Linked DNA regions of Homo sapiens: region 1 is linked to region 2. A link is a contact called in ENCODE Hi-C or POLR2A ChIA-PET data. All regions are on one chromosome and are shown on one strand. The core of a region is the stretch at or near the end of the contact, and the rest is flanking DNA. Distances in the headings are between cores, read along the strand shown. Region 1 overlaps LRMDA (leucine rich melanocyte differentiation associated). Region 2 overlaps LRMDA (leucine rich melanocyte differentiation associated).

Region 1 (6,801 bases), core at 3,681-6,180, 330 kb before region 2:
TGTGCTCTTATCTTGGCTCTGGCAACAGATATCTCTTTAACCTTGGAAAATTTCTTTGGACATCAGATTCTTCATCTATAAAGATAATCTCCAGTTTCCTTTGTGGCTCTAAAATTCTCTAACTTGAAGAAAAACAGCTGCAAAAGGATTCTTTGTTATCTGGTCTGCTAAGCTGTTCAGGCAGAGGAATGAGACCAGCTGAGCCTGGATCCATCGCTGTGTCCAACTTTTTAAACTCAAGTTCCTTCTATTTCTTCCAGCTGTTCTTGCTGGTCCTGTTTTATTTATTTATTTTTTTAGACTATGCAAGTTCAAAGCAATGAGCCCATTGCTATGATTAAAAGACCACTGGGTCTGTGCCATCACTATCTGACAGGGCTGGAACCAAAAGCTCTGCACACCAAGAGGAGAAAATGTGTTCACAAACCAGAGAAGTCCTGTTTGAGGAGTGGGAAGGGACTGGCAGCTCAGGTAGGTGGAGGGAGAAGGAAGGTGGGCGACACTGGCTCTGGCTGCAGTCTCCCCTAACAAAGCCCCATCCACCTGACCAATTGAAGGCTTGGCCAGAGTTATGAGTTTTCTAAACTCAATCAGAACACAGCCTGCTCTGACCTATAGAAGGTCACTCAACCGTACTGAATACTTGTCAGCATTCCATGGCTAAAGATAAAGTGAATGGACGTCCAAGACAGATTTAGAAATGTCCCTGTATATCCCTGGAACCTGTGAGCATCTGTCTGGGTGTGAAGAGCACAGGGGTGGATTTCCCTTCCCTGAGCACCGATGCTCTCCGCATAGGAACCTGTAGTGCCTGCTCCAAAGCCAGCATCTTGTCACTGTCACTCAGCAGCTTGAGAAGCAAAGGCACAGGGAGTGCCACACCTCCCTGCACAAGGGTTCACTTTGAAACCCGTAGAGAAGGTGAGGGCAACAGCATGAACAGCCTGACCTGCAGGTGGCCCAGCCCACATTCCACAGGGCTCATGTGGAACCCCAAGTGGCCTGGGTCATCACAGCCATCCTAGGAGGGCAACACAAGCCTGGTTTCATTTTCCACCCTTTCACCATTTACAGTCCAATGACAATGGAGTCTTTTCTTCACACACTTATTTTTCACTCACAGAAAGCATTAATGACTCTGCATTTATTAATATACTCCACATTTGTCCCTGAGCACTGTGGGAAGCGGGAGCCAGCCTCTATTTCACTAACTCTGCCACCAACCTCTACTCATCTGCTTCTCACATGAGAACATCAGAGACATGGTTCCAAGGCCCATCACCACAGAGCTGGGCTCTCAACCCACCTCTGGCTCCTCTCAGCATACAGAACCAATATCATGTTTTCATATAACTAAAGCCTAGCGTGTCCTTTTATTTCTGGAGCAACAGATTTAAAGTAAAAACTGGGGAAATAACCAATATCCCAAAAATTAAAGCATTTTGCTTCAGCCCAGTTTCTCCCTAACCCTCACAATCCATCTGGAATGTAGGCTTTCTTTTTGTCATCTGTTCGGTCTTTTTATCATTATCCTTTGCCAGAAAGATAAGTGTTAGCAGGACCTATGAGAGACCGAATCTTCATTCCTGAACTTTGCTTCTAGATAATGGCTTTTTGCTTCTGGATAATGTCTTCTGAGAACTGCTATGGCCTAAGGTACTGATGACCCAAGCACCAACCCCTCTATGAGCATGGCACTTGGGACATTTGTGTGAAGAGTATTCACCAAGAATAAGATGAGCGGGGGTGATTCTATGAAGTCTTTCAACTTCTCCCAACCCAGAAGGCAGTGTGACATCAAAAATGTAATCAGTTGCTGACCCAGACATTGTCTCCTTTTGGTTATTTCTTGTTTTAGCTTCTCTGAAGAGCAGGAAGACAAAGTGCTTGACTTATAAAACCACTCTTGATTCAGAGTCATGGGTAGCCTTCTCAGTCCCCTCCACAGAGGGAAGCCTCTCCCTTCTGCTCTGAGAGGTAACATGCCATGGCCTCAGATGACTGCATCAGCCTCTAGTGGCCTGTCTGAATCTAAGCAGCTTCTGGGGCCTCATGAAAGAGAAACTTGGGGTGAGAACATTGGGAAGGACTGAAAGGCCACATCTTGGCAAGGCCAAGTTATAGTTCTGCCAATGCCTTCCTGTGTGGCCTGGAGAAGTCACTTCATCTCCTCCAGAGCCTCAGTGTTCTCATTCACAAAGAGATGTGCTTGGGCCGATAATCTCTAAGCTCCTTTGCAAGTGATATATTCAATGATACTTTCCCTTCCTTAAGTACTGGGAAGGACTATGTCATATAGATTATTCTTAGTTTATCTAAAAAACTAAGTAGATTACCAGAGAATGGTCTAGTTTATGGGGCAGAAACGTGGCAGGGTGGGAGGGAAGGATAATCCAGGCTGTGTTTCATGAGAAACTTAAGAATAAGAAGGGTCTGTATCTTAATTACCTCTGTAAACCCAACTCCTAACACAGTGCCTGGCTACTGGCATTAATGAAGAGTTGTTTGATTAATCTACAAATGAATACAACTCAAAAGCCAAGCAGACACTTAATGGTTGGGTGGCAGTGTGTGCGTGTACAGGTAGGTATACACATTCACACACACATACATATATCCATACCATTTATCACAGATCACTTACCATCCAGCACTGGTTTTATTTTTCTAGATGGTGAGCTCTTTGAAGATGGAAAGCTCATTTATTGTTGTATCCTGAGCATCTTGCCAGAGCCTGGCCAATGGTAAATGCTCAGTGGCACTTATTGGATGGATGGATGAATGAATGGATGGATGGACAGATGGATGAGTGGATGGCCTAAGGTACTCATGGATGGATGAACTGATGGGTGGGTAGGTAAGTGGGTGGATTTATGGGTTAGCTAAGTGGTGATATCCAGTTTGTGACACATTCTGTGTAACCTCAGTTCCCATTGCTCCTTACATAAGAAAGAAAGAAGCAATCATGTTTCAGCATTTTTTAGCTTTGGGAAGGGGAGTGGGAGAAAAAGGGGAGAGAAAGAGGGAGTGAAGAGATAGGAGGGGAGAGAAAGGAAGAAAATTAAAGAGAGAGAGAGAGAGTAAATAAGAAAGAGAGAGAGAAAAAAAGAGATTAAAACTTAACAAAACCCAAGAAAAGTCAGAACTCATTTTCCATGGGCAGGAGGAGATGTCTGTTCAAGGTTCACTATAATCAGGACATTGATGTTTTGGAAAAATAAGATATTAAAGTTCTTGAATACAAAAAAGAAAGAAAGAAGAGGATATGAGAAGGCAACAGTTACCAAGAAAATGAATTAGGAGAGAAAACGAATTATATTTTTTATTCTTCTGTTACTAACCCTTTTGGATTTTAATGTTTATATTTTTAAAGAGCCTTTAAAAAAGCAAAGGTGAGGTGGAGTGGGATAAGAAGAAGCCTAAGCGTCAACCATGCATTTGGATTTGGGAATTTGTCAAAGGTGTGGGAATTTGTCAAAGGTGAGAGACTGAATTTCCACCTTGACATGCAAATGCATTCTTATTTCCTATGCTGTCGCCCAAGTCACCCTGGTTACATCAGTGTTCAGCTGAGTCAGAGCATTTGGATGGGCTCACTCTAAGAGGGTTAGAATTTGATCCCATGACAAATAAGAATGGTTACCTGGCACTGCAGGTGAAGAACAGGCTGGAGCAATCTCAGGGCTGGGGCTAGAGGAAAACACAAACCAGCAACATGATCCATGGCTTCAGTCAATACTCAGGAAAGCCTATTTCTGTTTCCCCAGTGCGTTCCTGAGAGCAGTGTTGATTACCAGATAACCAGAGTCTTTGGTCTTTCACAGAATCAACAGCTTGGCAGCCACAAAGTGACAGGCATCAATACTAATCGCACAAGCCTGTCTGTAGCTGGACCCCAGGACAGGCCGTGCTCCACCTGCCTGTCCAAGAAATGCACGCCAGGTCCTCCCCATGGAAACCACTAACAACACTTATTAGCTGTTTCCTTGCCTGCTAAGTGGTCTGTGCCTCGTTCTGGCTCCCATTATTATATTCATTTCAGCCTGTGTCCTGAAACCTGATACCTTTGTACTTGGGGGGTGTGGTGTCTGCCACCTGACAATGATTTGACATGACACAGTGACAGAAAACAAGGAGACAGGATGGAAATAAAAGAATAAGAAATCCAAGCAGCTACACTGGCGGCTCCAGGCAGGGGTGCCCATTAACACAGATACCTGTGAGAAGGAACACAGGCCCCACTGCCACCCTGGCCAGATCACTTAATTCAGCTGCACTGGACTGGGAGACAGCAATCTTCCTTTGCTGAACAAGGCCCCATGCAACATTATAGTGGGTTCTTCACTTATACTTCTGAGTTCAATGTGGCTCCACTTCTGCCCATTCCCTCCCCTCCCAATTCATCCGCCAGCAGTCCATTCTGTCCTTCTTCCTGGGCCTCTGTGCTGATAATCACAGCTGCCATTAGGGTGGTGGCACTGGTGGCACACATGGCCACCACATGCTAGTGCTATAGTCATTCAAGAGACCAGCTAGGGCATGTGGGGAGGGGGCAATGAGGTGAGCCCTCGGCCCGTGGAAGCCACTATGCAGACACAATACTGGAAACAGTGGGGTTTCCAAAGAGCAATTTCAAGGCTAGGGTCCATGACTAACTGGCAGTGACATGAGCCAGTGATAAGCCTATTCTGCGCCTCATCTGTAAAATGAACAAGATGGACTAGATCACTGATGCTTGAACCTTCTGTTGTTACATTAGACAATAAAATTTTTTCATTAAATGATATTTTCCTTTAGACCCCAGTGTATTGAATGGATAAAAATGGATTTGGAAGCCAGCTTTGGGAGCCCTGTTAGCTCCACCCTGATGGGTCACCACTTGTTCCCCCTGCACCTCTGACAAGTCTCATTGGAATGCTAGAATTCCGCATAGCTCAGTGTGAAAGGCATGGGGCCAGATCATCTCAAAGTTCCCTTCTAGGCCAAATGTTGCTTTGGGTGAGGCATGGGAGACAGAGAAATTGTAGGGAAGGTTTGGGGATTTGCACCGTGTTAGAATGATCTTTCCTCTAGCATTTTATGTTCTCTTTTTGTCATCAACAGCCCTACAGCTCAGGGCTCTGTGGAGATCTATGGCAAGACAGAGCCAGTAAAGGAGCACCACACCAGCAGCACCCCCAGGCCCACACCCACGACATTTCAGAAAGTTCAGCTTTCACTTTTATACACACTGGAACTAAAATACAGGGAAAGAAGTCAAGGGAAAGTTTGGAGATAATCAGCCAGGACTCAAGTTTTACAAAGGGAAATTAAGCACCAGTACACTTGCTATATTTAGGATCTGTATTAGTCCATTTTCACACTGCTGATAAAGACATACCTGAGACTGGACAATTTACAAAATAAAGAGGTTTATTGGACTTACAGTTTCACGTGGCTGGGGAGGCCTCACAATCATGGCAGAAGGTGAAAGGCATGTCTCACATGGCAGCAGACAAGAGAAGGGAGCTTGTACAGGGAAATTCCCGTTTTTTAAAGCCATAAAATCTTGTGAAACTTATTCGCTATCATGTGAACAGCACGGGAGACCACCCCCATTATTCAATTACCTCCCACCAGGTTCCTCCCACAACATGTGGGAATTCAAGTTGAGAATTAGGTGGGGACACAACCAAACCATATCAGGATCTATCATCTCTTTATCATCCACAGCACCACCACCATCACCAATGACAACGAATCCAGCATAGGTCTAAGTTATCATCCACTGGGATAATAACAACAGGCAGCACTGATTATACTCTTATTATTGGTTATTATGAGGATGTTACATTTATAACTGCCCTAGAGCAAGGCACCATTATTGTCACTTTTAAAAATGAGAAAACTGAGCTACATACAGGAGACTAGTGACTTTCTCAAGCCCCAGAATTTGCAAGTAGTAGAGAAGTGATTTGAACTTATGCAGTCTAACTCTGAAGTCTGTGCTTTTAACACTGTCGTCACCCAGGGAAGCAGGCTGATGTGAGGAGAGAACTGAGCTGTAGGAGGGCTCACACAAACTGTGCAGTCAGCAAAGTTGCTTTTCAACAGCAAAAAGCTCCTAGTTATGGGCCCGTTCGCATCCATGCTCCTCTCTGCATCAGCCCGCCTCAAACACGTAAATTCACTCCCCAAGCACCTAGTTATTATCTTGCTTGTTCTCTACTTAAAGCATTCAGAAAATATTTAGATCTTTTTTTTCCACCCAGATGTAAATAACTGATAATAGGTTAATCTGCTTCTTCCTCCCAGGGAGAGACATATTTTTCACCAGAAACCAAAGCCTTGAACTGTAGAGATAAAGCTCCACTTGTAAAATTTCAATGTCAGCATAGAATAAGGATTATGAATTCTTGAAATCATCAGAGTCTTCCTAGTGTCCCTGAAGTCTATTAGGTGGTTTTTAATTCATTAGGAAAAAACTATCCAGATGGAGAAATGGATATAATCTCTACTCCAGATACTATTCAATGGAAAAAATACTCAGAAAGCTTTGGCCTTGAATTTGTGGAGGCAGAGGAGGGGGTTGTGGGACAATTAGGAGGTTGAAATCACTCACTGACCCTATCTGAAACTCTATATTCTATACTGCCACCCTTGGACCACCCTTGGGTTAACATTTCCTCTGAACATTCTAGCTCCCTTAGGTTATTTATTTACTTACATTTGATATTTTCTTTTACAGAGCAGAGAAAATGGAAGGAAAACAATATTCCTATCCCTAAAAACACTCACTGTGGTTCCCTAGGAGGAAACAGT
Region 2 (7,187 bases), core at 700-3,199:
TTCTGGGGTGGAAGGCACTCTTCAACCTATCACAGGCACTTATTGTGAAGATGGCATTGCTCTGGGAGTCTGGAATATACCCATGGAAAAAAACGGTAACGAAATCCTGCCTTTTGGAGTTTAAATTCTAGCAGGTAGAGACAGATGATAAATATTAAGCATAATATTTATGTCAATAAATATATAAGTCAAATGCAGTTTCTTAAAACGTGGTAAGTGTTCTGGAAAAAAGAAACACAGACCAAGATGAAGGAGGCCCTTGGCTGCCAAGGTGATATTGGTGGAGGGCAGTTTCCATTATTAAATACAGTGGTTTGGGTGAGGCTCATAGAAAAGGTAAGATTTCAGCAAAACCTAGAAAAGGTAATTAGCCAAGTGGATATCTGAGAGAAGACACTTGCAGGCAGAGAGAATGGCTAGAGCAAAGGCCTGGAGCAGGAGCTTGCTTTGTACATTCTAGAAACAGCAATGGAGCCAGTATGGTTGGGACAGATTGAGAAAGGGGAGTGCAGGAGAAAGGCAGCAGGGACATGAGACAGGGCAAGGCCTCCCAGTGAGATGGCAGCCAGAGGGGGGTTCCATATGGGGGGTGAGCCACAAACACGGCCCTTCGTCTTCTCATCCATCCACTCATCTATTCAAAAATTCAGCCCATTGTCATGACCCTGGCAAGAAAGAGAAGGCATATTCACCTGGGATTTTAAAAGAACAAATTCTTTACAGGGGTGTGGGCAAGATCAAAGGAACCCCGGGGACACTGAAGCACCAGAGCTACCCAGAGCAGATAGCCGTGGCCAAGACACACGGTGAGACCCAGAGCTGCAGGGAGACCCAGAGCTGCAGGGAGACCTAGAGCTGCAGGGAGACCCAGAGCTGCAGGGAGGGCAGCCTGGCATGAAAGGCTATAGTCCTGGATGGACACAGCCAGAACCACAAAGTTGCAGGTGGCAATGGGAGGGGAAGTAGCCCTACCTCTCCCTCATTGTCCAAACCCAACCAGAAGCCAGAGGGCAATGGAGCCTGGTGGTTGAAGGCATTATCACCCCAGGACACAGAGCAAGGGAAAGAAGAGTAAAACATAGGTCTGGGATGACAAATAGGGAGTAGGCCACACACCCAAGCATAGTGCCGTCCCTGGAGAGTCTGCAGAGGGTAGAAGAGCCATGGTCCTTCCCTGCTTGGGCCTTGCATTCTAGTGGTAGACAGACATTCAACAAACACACACAAACAAACACAACACACACAAACACACACAAAAGCTGGCAGATCCTGGAAGAAATTCCATCCATACTTGGAAGAAGGGAATGGTGTGGAATTTTTTTTTTTTTTTTAGATAGAGTCTCATTCTGTCACCCAGGCTGGAGTGCAGTGGCATGATCTCCATTCACTGCAACCTCCACCTCCCAGGTTCAAGCAATTCTCTGCCTCAGCCTCCCAAGTAGCTGGGATTCCAGGCGCCCACCACCACACCTGGCTAACTTTTGTATTTTTAGTAGAGGCAGGGTTTCATCATCTTGGCCAGGCTGGTCTTGAACTCCTGACCTCGTGATCCACCCGCCTCAGCCTCCCAAAGTGCTGGGATTACAGGCGTGAGCCACTATGTCTGGCCGGAATTTTTAACCTAAGGGCAGATACCAGTCTGCATCTTGCTGAGGCAGCCCAAACTCTGATAGAAAACACACAGTCATCCTGGCTTGAATAATTAAATAATCATGAGAGAGATATAAACTATCCATTACAATCTGGGAAAAAGGCTTGAATTTATGAATACATTACCTACCACAACTAAAAGGGGTGAAAATGTGTTCATCAACCTCAGGAAGTGTATGAGTAAGTCAGGCTCCATCATGCTGCCCTTGTTCAAAACCTGAGCACAGAACCCCCTGCTGGAAATGCCTTGGCAGCTCTGTGTGCTGCATCTACTGTGAGAGAACAGAGGCCCCCGGGATCAGAAGAGCAGTCAAGGGCAGTGAGTCATCCACTCTGCATGATGAGGAAACTCTCCCACTGGCAACTGGAAGCACTTCTTGTCATGCAAAACTCATGACTTTTCAAGAGGGCTCTTATTGTTAAAAACAACCTCTTTATCCTCAACTGCATTTTGCCATGTTGTATCTTCCATCCAAGAAGGTTATGAAATTGCTAGGAAAGTCTTAAAGGAGACCCAAAAAAATCATCCTCTTTAGAGAAGCTACAAAGGTTCCTACATGAAACTAGTAGAAAGATGACTTCCTTGCCTGTCTTACTTCAATAATGAAAAGTTAGGGCCCTCTGGGAAGACAAACTCAAAGAGCAATATGACAAAAATTATAGTCAAAGGAGATAGTAGGTTCCTTAAAACATTAAACGTAGAATTACCACATGACCCGGCAATTCCACTCCCAGGTATATACCCTAAAGAATGGAAAACAGGTACTCAAGCAGGACATGTTCAGGCCAGTGGCTCACATCTAATCCCAGCAATCTGGGAGGCCAAGGCGGGAGGACTGCTTGAACCCAAGAGTTAAAGGCCAGCCTGGGCAACAGAGGACCCTATCTCTACAAAAAATTTTTAAAAAATAGATAGGCATGGTGGTGCACACCTATAGTCCCAGCTACACAGGAGGCTGAGGTGGGAGAATAGCTTGAGCCCAGGTGTTTGAGGCTGCAGTGAACCATGATTGCGCCACTGCAGTACAGCTTGGGTGACAGAGTGAGACCCTGTCTCAAAACAAACAAACAAAAAAACAAAAGACATGGAACTGACCTAAATGGAAAAAGCAAATATGGTACATTTATACCATAGCATACTATGCAGCCATTAAAACAAATGAGATTATGTCCTTTGCAGCAACATGGATGGAGCTGGAGGCCATTATGCTAAGCAAACTAATGCACGAACAGAAAGCCAAATACTGCAGGTTCTCACTTATAAATGCGAGCTAAACAATGAGAATTCGCAAACACTAAGAGGGGAACAACAATGGGGCCTACTTAATGGTAGAGGGTGGGAAGAGGAAGAGGATCAGAAAAAATACCCATAGGGTATTGTGCTTATTACCTGGGTAACAATCTGTACACCAAACCCCACAACAACGCGGTTTACCTATGTAAAAAACCTGCACATCTAAAATAAAAGTTAAAAAAACAGATGCAATAAAAATATGTTCATAGTGGCACTATTCACAATAGTGAAAAGATGGAAACACCCAAACGTCCATCAAAGGATGAATGGATAAACAAAATGTGATATAGCCATACAAAGGAGTATTATTCAGTCATGAAAAGGAATGAAATACTGATACATGCTATGATGTGGATAATCTTGAAAACATTATGCTAAGTGAAAGAAGTCATTTACAAAAAGTCACATATTGTAAGACTCTATAAGAAATATATAAACTTCATAATCATATTTATAATATTTATAAGAAATAGATAAATCCATGGAGACAAAATGCAGATTGTTATTCCCCAAGGGCTGGAAGAGTGGGAAATGGGAGAAACTGCTTTGTGGGTTACGAGCTTGACTTTGGAACAATGGAAATGTTTAGAACTAGATAGAAAGGGCAGTCACACAACCCTGCGAATGTACTAAATGTCACTGAATTGTTCACTTCTAAATGTTCAATATGAATTTCATCTTAATACATTTTTTTTTTGAGACAGAGTCTCAATCTCGTTGCCCAGGCTGGAGTACAGCGGTGTGATCTAGGCTCACTGCAACCTCTGCCTCCCGGGTTCAAGTGATTCTCCTGCTTCAGCCTCCCAAGTAGCTGGGATTACATGTGTGTGGCACCACGCCTGGCTAATTCTGTGTTTTTAATAGAGACAGAGCTTCCCCATGTTGGTCAGGCTGTTCTCAAACTCCTGGCCTCAACTGATCCGCCTGCCTTGGCCTCCCAAAGTGTTGGGATTACAGGCATGAGCCACTGTGCCTGGCAATAAAATTTTTTAAAAGGAAAAGGGGATAATAAGGGTGAATACATGAATAGTCAGCAAATTCTGCCATACTAGAACTTTTGGTTCAAAAGATGTAAATTTAGAACTAACAACAAAAAGCCAGCCTTACTACCAGGTAACAAACCCAAGGACCTAATAAGACCAAGATGTGGCATAGAATGAAAATATAAATCAGTTCATAAAGGTACAGACTAGCACTTCTTAAACAATCAGTAGTTTTTGTTTATATTAAATTTCCTATCCTTCATAAATAGATACTTTTGTAATAAAATGAATTATTAGGACTTCTGGCTTCCTCTTTGAATATAAAAAGCTGGAGAGAATATCACTCATGCAATAAAAAAAAAGAGCTGGATAATTTGTAAAATTATTACTTTTCTTGATCCCAGCAGGGAACTGAACCAGTGGGAGGAAGATGGGGCCTCTGATGCCTGGATGTGAAGAATTCAGCTAAAATTTTCAATAGATTGCTGAAGGCCAACTATGTACTAGCATGAGAAAATAGAATCCCTGGAACTGCAGACACAGAGGGGTTCACAGCCACTCTTTTCCAAGGACCTCTCTATGTGCTCACAGAGAAAGAGTGGGGGCAGGACTAGGGTACAGGGAAAGCTACCCTCAATTCTACAGGAGGGAGCAGATGCTACTAATGGAAAGGCAGAGAGCTCTTCAAAATTACTTGTCCCTTAAAAGAACAAAAGCTTTAAATTGCTGGGAAAGAGGTAGCATACACTGTCATGCTGGGGGCATACTGTATCTGAGGAAAATGTTAAAGAATGAAAGACTTCAACCCCTGCAGAAGAACAGTAAGTGATCCTAGACCTGGACTATCAGAGGTCTCCTACAGCTGAGGCAGGACTCATCAATGAGCAAGACCCACCCATAAAGCAAAAGCCATTGATTGATGTTGGAGGCAGATAAGGGAGAGGGTCCCTGGAATCTCCGACCTGCCTGCACACTGGGAGAAAGGGCTGAAGCCACGGGAAGCTTGTGTCATGTGGAGGTGGGGAGGAGCCTGGCCTCTTCCGTTCCTGTGTATGGCCTGAAATCAATCTGTGAGATGGGGGCCTGTTAGCAGGAACCCCTCTTGCTTTCTGAGAGTTTTTTTTCTTTTTTCCTTTTTGCCCAATAGATTCCACATTCCCTTTACCCTTCAATATGTCTGTGTGCCTAACTTTTCCTGATCATGTGACAAGAACCTGGTTTTAGCTGAACTAAGGAGCAAAGTTCTGCAACACCATTACCAGAAATAAAGAAGAATATTACATAATGATGAAGAGGTCATTTATCAGGAACACATAACAATCCTAAATGTGTATGTACTTAACAACAGATCTTCAAAATACATAAAGCAAAAAATGATAAAACTGAAAGAAAAAAGGGAAAAATCTATGATTACAGTTGGAGACTTCATCACTCCTCTCTCACTAATCAATAAAGTAGACACTGATATAGAAGACCTGAACAACACTATCAACCAACCTGACCTAATTAACATTATGAAGCCTCATATGAAACAACAGTAAAAATACATATTATTTTCAAATACAAACAAAACAGTCACTAAAACAGACAGTATTCTGGGCAATAAAACAAACCTCAATAAATTTAACAGAATTTAAATAATACAAAGTGTGTTATCTAACAACACAAAATTATTATTATTACTATTGGTTTATTTATTATTTATTTCCTTTTTAACCACACAAAATTAAACTAGTAATGAATACAAAAAAGATATCTGGAATATTGCCAAGTATATGAAATTAACAAATTAAAGTCTAAAGAACACAGGTAAAAGGAAGTCATAAGGCAATGTGGAAAATATATTTTAATTGAATAAAACAAAATACATGGGATGCAGCTAAAGCAGGGCTCAGAGGGAAATTTATAGCACTAAAATGCTTACACTAGTAAAGAATATCAAGAATCTAGGTTTCTACCTTAAGAAAGTAGAAAAATAAAAGCAAATTAAATGCAAAGCCAAAAGAACAAATAAATTAAGACAGACAAAGCAGAGATGAATAAAATAAAAAAGAAAATTAAAAAAATTAATGAAACTGCCATTGCAAAATTATAGCTGAGATAGTGAAAGAGATCTGACCTAATCAACTCCTTCTTGCTTCTAACCTCCAGGCTGTCCTTGTTCATTCCTGGGCATAGGTCAAATTAACTTTGGGAGGAACTTAGTTTATATTAATAGTTTAACTTCAAAACAAAGACAATAACAGACCTTTCTTGAAACAAACCTCCTTCTTGCCTGGGGACTAGATGGCCTTTGTAGGTAGGACTAACATATTAGCTACAAGATTAGAAATTATGGTTTAGGAGTCATGTAGCTGGAAGGCACAAGATTCTGACCCTCCCAAAATTGCTCCTCAGGATAACATCACTATCGTAAAACCTAAGATCAATGCTTGAGATATTTTGCAGACCCTGCACTTGATGAATCAGCTAGCACCATCCAGATTGATAAACTGGCTCATCTGGTAGCCCTCACCCAGGAACTGACTCAATGCAAGAGGACAGCTTCACCTCCCTATTATTTCATCTCCAACCTGACCAATCAGCACTCCTGACTCACTGGGTTCTACCCACCAAATTGTCCTTAAACACTCTGATTCCTAAATGCTTGGAGAGACTGATTGGAGTAATAATAAAACTCCAGTCTCCCACACAGCTGGCTCTGGGTGAATAACTCTTTCTGTATTGCAATTGCCCATCTTGATAAATTGGCTCTGTCTAGGCAACAGGTAAGGTGAACCTGCTGGGCGGTTACATTAGTAGTACCAAAATCTAGTTCTTTAAAAAAAAGTCAATACAACTGATAGACTTCTAGTCAGATTTAATATGAAAAAAAAGAAGAAAGTACAAGTTGTCAATATCAGCAATGAAAGATGGGACGCTAATACAGATATTTAAGATATTAAAATGATAATGAAAGAATATTACAAACTTTAGGACCCTAAATTGTATTTAAATGGCATTGTCAAATCCCTTTGAAGACACCAATTACCAAATCTCATCCTAAAAGGAAATAGATAATCTGAATAGCCCTCTGCCAATTAAAGAAATTGTATTTGTAGTTAAAAATCTTCTGACAACTTTGACAACAAAAGTGATAAAAAACTACATGTCTAATGAATGTATCTATATTCATTAGATATATTTGCTAGTGAATTCTACCAAACATATAAGTAGAGAATAATACAAATTCTACACAAATGCTTCTAGAAAATAGGAGG

What was found. Hi-C counts contacts between places; a loop is a spot of excess contacts on that map. ChIA-PET counts read pairs that join two places held with the same protein, here RNA polymerase II (POLR2A). Pooled maps may share reads with other maps.
Region 1: a map of IMR-90 shows a loop between it and region 2 (2.2-fold over the local background). The contact joins two enhancer-like sites. A Hi-C loop is called at or near these places in 1 of 168 maps with a recorded cell type or tissue (IMR-90) and 2 of 50 pooled maps. POLR2A ChIA-PET finds 5 or more read pairs at or near these places in 1 of 52 experiments (AG04449).

What each region holds. Positions count from the first base shown.
Region 1 is chr10:76,430,605-76,437,405 of GRCh38, reverse strand. All of the region lies in intron 6 of LRMDA (leucine rich melanocyte differentiation associated), which reads right to left. Among named protein-coding and RNA genes, the nearest start is that of KCNMA1-AS1, 450 kb to the left of the region's middle. RefSeq lists an enhancer at 3,596-4,293. Within about 2 kb of position 4,930, at least 15 of the 41 ENCODE cell types and tissues checked have a DNase peak (open chromatin) inside an H3K27ac peak, as active enhancers do.
Region 2 is chr10:76,098,191-76,105,377 of GRCh38, reverse strand. All of the region lies in intron 5 of LRMDA (leucine rich melanocyte differentiation associated), which reads right to left. Among named protein-coding and RNA genes, the nearest start is that of MIR606, 550 kb to the right of the region's middle. RefSeq lists an enhancer at 1,668-2,367. Within about 2 kb of position 1,949, at least 3 of the 41 ENCODE cell types and tissues checked have a DNase peak (open chromatin) inside an H3K27ac peak, as active enhancers do.